Regions from separate parts of the Homo sapiens genome. Here region 2 is linked to region 1. Evidence: chromatin loops called from intact Hi-C (ENCODE). Cell type or tissue: heart left ventricle. All regions are shown on one strand. Region 1 overlaps LAMA3 (laminin subunit alpha 3). Region 2 overlaps LAMA3 (laminin subunit alpha 3).

Evidence for each region. Hi-C counts contacts between places; a loop is a spot of excess contacts. Peaks named below come from ENCODE experiments on the same cell type or tissue, not always from the same donor. Only the 100,000 strongest peaks of a DNase experiment are listed, where the experiment ranks them.
Region 2: it touches region 1 in a loop (8-fold over the local background); 17 of 110 quality-filtered maps call a loop at or near these places.

Annotation. Positions count from the first base shown.
Region 1 is chr18:23,814,129-23,816,628 of GRCh38, reverse strand. It overlaps LAMA3 (laminin subunit alpha 3), which reads right to left. Exons shown (of 75, transcript NM_198129.4): 15 at 2,127-2,226; 16 at 1,389-1,441; 17 at 1,056-1,161; 18 at 142-241. Among named protein-coding and RNA genes, the nearest start is that of LAMA3, 130 kb to the right of the region's middle. In heart left ventricle, no CTCF peak of the experiment used is centred here; a DNase peak (open chromatin) is centred at 1,548; H3K27ac peaks cover 837 bases.
Region 2 is chr18:23,865,959-23,868,458 of GRCh38, reverse strand. LAMA3 (laminin subunit alpha 3) reads right to left here. Exons shown (of 75, transcript NM_198129.4): 37 at 542-625. Among named protein-coding and RNA genes, the nearest start is that of LINC02958, 120 kb to the left of the region's middle. In heart left ventricle, no CTCF peak of the experiment used is centred here; no DNase peak of the experiment used is centred here.

The DNA.
Region 1 (2,500 bases):
ATTTCAATTGACATAGGACAGCTTCCCCTGACCTCGATCTTTAGGGCTGCTTCTCTCTTCTCCAGAGCTGTAGCACAGGCAGGAATGTCTAAGACCATCTTTCACACCCTGAACATGGGAAGAAGCCTCCCGAAGACTCACCGCTGGCACACCTTTCCCACGACATGCTCTCGGCACTGGCACACTCCCGAGGGCCCACTGCACATGGAGGACAATGCCCCACCAATGTCACACTGACACCCTGAAAGCCAGGAAACAGCAGCAGTTATACCTTAAACCATCTCCACACTGAGCGCCTCCCCTGCTGTACAAGAAAGGAAAACTGACCATCCCAGTGACACAGTGCCTGCCTTCTTTCCTCTGCCACATCTGTCTGGCAAGTGTTTGAAATCTTGGAAACTCCCAAACCAAAATGGTGTGTCCGCGCTTGGAAATCAGATTCAACCACAAAAACCAAAACCAAAACCAAAACAAAAACAAAAACAAAATTAAAATGGTGTCTTTCCAAAGGTCTGCTTCTAAGTTGGAGGCGGCTACTATAAGCCAGCTCAAATGCTGTTGTCCAATGCAAAGACAACAGCAGCCCAGGAGTAAACGCGCTTCAGAAACAGTGCTGTTCTAAAGAACATGTGATAACCAGGGGCCGAGCGAGAGATTCAAGAGTAGCCTTGCGGGGCACCTGTCCTGCAATTTCATTATTTAACACAACACTGTCTCTAAAAATCTGATGCTAGCATTTTTGATAATATAAAATATATCTTTAAAATTACTAAATATTGATGTTATTTATAAAACTAACAGATGCCCTCCCATCCCAGTTATGTTTCTTATCATTAAACCCACAGTGTGCTGGTAGAAGAGAAGTAGAAACAGCCCCACTTGCAATTTACTAGTTTCAATGTAATCAATGTTTGGCCAAATTCCCTGGACAGAATGTTTCAGGGCCATTCCATCAGAAAGTCTGCGTGAAGATGACAAACTCAGAAGAAATGTTATTTAGACCATCTTTGTCCATCAACACTGTGCTTTGCTCAGGGCCCAATGGACTTATTTACCTTGACACCCAAAGTAATTGCTCTTTTCCAAAGCAAAATATCCATCTTCACAGGTGTCGCAGGAATCGCCACCCACATGGGACTTGCAGTGACAGTCACCATCTCCCTGCAGAACAGTGAGCCAGATGACAACATTTGATATAATTACAGAATTCACTAATCTTCAAGATTGAAAACTGCCTCACTGTATAATAGGAAGCAGTGTAGCCAGGATCTGGAAAGGATTACCATGCACTGTAGAATGACAGAAGTACTAACACACGCCCCCAGAAACCCCACAAGCAGTTGCTGTAGCATTCTGCTGTTGTCACATGAAAACTCAGCCCACTTTACCTGCCTACACTCTCCAGTTCCACTCACTGTTCCCGCCTTATGGCACTTGCATTCTGTGGAGATAAGAGAGCATCCTTGAACTAAGGGAGACACAAAAGACAGTTCCTGGCTCTGGGAACATTACACAGCTGCAACACAACGTGTGCAGTTGGCCTTGCCAGCGCAGTTCAACAGAATGAGAGTTTGCATCGCTGAGGCCTAAAATTAGACTGCTTTCTGAAGTTGGCAGAACAGACCAATCCACACTATCCATTTACAAAAAGTAACAGCTAGTTCATGGCTACTTCATGACAAAAGCTGCAACATCATGGGATTTTTGAATGATTCCAATGCCGAGGTCATTACTGATATGCATGCATGAAAATACACTCTATTCAAGGTTATTCAGTATCCTTAACTCGGTGTTTTTAAGTCCTTATACTGGCTCTGATATAAGCATAAAATTAAAATTAAACCAGAAAAAGTAAATTATAAAAACAAGGACATAAAAACCATTTATCAAGTAGCTGCCTTCTCAAACAACAAAATACATACAGAAACAGGATAGAAATCCCTTGCTAAGATTTTGAAAGTGACAGAAATTCTGTCAAAAGTGGGGGGAAAACATCAGAACATTACATAGAATCTTGTCAAATTGAAGTGATTCAACAAATAGCTCTTTTGTGGATTTAGTCACTGAGGCAGAGAAAATTAAGAGAACATTATAATATAGTAAATTATGACATATAAGAAACCTACCTGAACATCCACTGGGGTTTTCTTTGTCCAGATTCCAATATAACAGTTTGCAGCGGCTACAAGTAGGACCTTCAACATGAAGCTTGCATTGGCAATACCCCTTTGAATGAAAATCAAACAAACATTTGACATCTTGGAATTAAGACATGTTTTCAAACCTGTGCGTGAGCAAAGACTTGTCACAGAAACATATTTTGGTCATGAAAAGTAATTAAGTGTATCCAGGGGGAAAAAATACTGGGTTGATTTCAACAGTCTGCTAATTGCTTTTGTTTATTTTTATTCATTTATTTGTTATGCATGTAATCCGCATTTGTGGTTAAAAAGAAACTGGAAAATAAGGAGAAAGAAAATTTAAAAATCACTCTTATTTA
Region 2 (2,500 bases), 52 kb before region 1:
GCTTTTGTGCAGACAGAGTTTTGCCATCTTGCCCAGGCTGACTCATGGGGTTTTTAAGATATGGATAATTAATTGTGAAATGGGAGAGAAAGTGTAAAAAGGCTGGACAGATGGTACCAAGAAAGCCACATGGGCATCAAACACTCCACATTTTATATAATTCATGTTTTGAATCTATACAAGTTGGGTATCTCTGAAATGTTTGTGACCAGAAGTGATCCAAGTTTCAGAATTTTTTTTCTATTTTGGAACATTTGCATTGTATTTACCCACTGAGAATTTCTAATCTGAAAATCTGAAAGCTGAAATGCTCCAGTGAGCATTTCCTTTGAGTGTCATGTTGGTGCTCAAAATAGTTTGCGTTTTGGGGCATTTTGGATTTTGGATTTTCAGATTAAGGATGCTCAACCTGTATATATAAACATATTTATATAAATAGAATCCATATTTTACAATTCTTAAAATGAGTAAAAATCATGATTGTCTGAAATAATTAAGTCACAAAACAGAAAGGACCATCCTATGGTTGCTCTTCCTTTACCTCGACCACGTGCACTCGTCCATGATGCAGCCGGTCTGGCCGTGGGGTGTTTGTCTCCTCATAGATGATGGACATGTGCTGACCCTGTTTAAAGAAAACCATGAATGTGTTAGTACCTTCACTGGGATCTTTCAAGATTTATAACTGATCTAAGAAAACATTTCTATGGTCTACATCATATGACATACCTGACTTAAAAAAATAGTTCAGAATTAACTGACTGGTAAAAATATTAGTGACATGGAAACAGAATAATTATAAGTAACACAGTGTCTTTTCACAAATAGGAAATCAGGAAAATTGCCTTGGACAAAAATAGCTTAAAAAGATGGAATTTCTTTTTTTTTTCTTTTTTTTTTTTTTTTGGCAGGGATGGAATCTCACTCTCTTGCCCAGGCTGGAGTGAAATGGCACAACCTTGGCTCACTGCAACCTCTGGCATCCGGGTTCAAGCGATTCTCCTGCCTTAGCCTCCCTAGTAGCTAGGATTACAGGTGCTCACCACCACACCCTTCTTATTTTTGTATTTTTAGTAGTTTCACCATGTTGGCCAGGCTGGTATCAAACTCCTGACCTCAAGTGATCCACCTGTCTTGGCCTCCCGCAGTGCTGGGATTACAGGTGTGGGCCACTGCACCTGGCAGAAAAAAAAATTTTTTAAACTATGCCTTGCAGTCAATGCAGGAAGTGCTGTTTTCATTACTGGCCACCGAACCAGCCTGCGGTGGGAAGAAAGTGCTTTGGTGGGTGGGTTACTGAGGAGGGTGGGGAGGGCAGAGGGTTGGCACATGCAGGGAGCTGCAGCTGGCATGTGGAGCGAAAAATTCCCCTGCTGCCTCCCCCTGTGGGACCCAGCCTCACTCGCTCTCAGCCTCCAGCCCACCCCATTATGGTGGCTCACATGTGCATCTTAACAGGGCAAGGTGGGGTGGCCAGCACTACTGCATCAGCACCCTACCATCAGCAACCCTGCTGCAAAAACACACACATGTCCCAGCTTTTCTGCTGTAGCACAAAACCCTAAAGGTGTTTGGTATTTCATTAGGGCTGGTATTTCAGAAAGAAGGCCATTACCTAGGATCACATATCATTTAAAACCTTAATCTAAGAAACATGCCCTAGAGGCTCTTAATTACAGTGGATTAGAACAAAGCAGCAGGGAAAATGTTTTGTGAGCCTAAATTATTTTCCATGTTTGAAGGTAAAATTAAACAGAAAATTTGGTCATTACCTCTCAGTGAATTCTAATGGTTTGCACAATAAACTCTTTGGCAGTAAAAAAATACGCCTGGCCTGAACTACAAGATGCTCTGCAAAAACATGAAACTGAAATACAGCACTGCTGTGACTGTGTTTTTACTGTGTAGCTATTTTTCCTTAGACTATAACTCTAAAATCTTTGCTGCTTTATCTTCAAGATATTCTGCAAAGGTTCCTTGGAGTTTTTAAAACAGTTTAGTAGATTTGCATACCAGTAAAAACAAAGCAACACAGCAGTGCCTGAACACAAATATCTACCAAGAATATGCTGTGATGAGGTGTGTGTGACTTGCTGGTCCCTGTATACAGTACATGACATGAGAAAACCTTTCCCAAAGCTATCATTACATCGCATTAATCACACCCAATAAACCAGAAATAGAGCCGACTTCAGGCAGTGGCACCCTACCCTATGTTTAGGGTATTATGCCCTGTGTCGTGGGGAATTCAAAGTAGGATGTGATACTACCCTTGCCCTCAAGGAATTTTCTAGACTGCCGCACTGGATTGTGTGCCAGGCACATAGTGTGTGGATGTTGTTACTTCCTTTCTCAAAAAACAAACGTCCCCTCAGTGGTGGGTGGACTACTTGAGGTCAGGAGTTTGAGACCACCCTGGCCAACATGGTGAAACCCCATCTCTAAAGAAAATACAAAAATTAGCCGGGCATGGTGGCCCATGCCTATTATCCCAGCTACT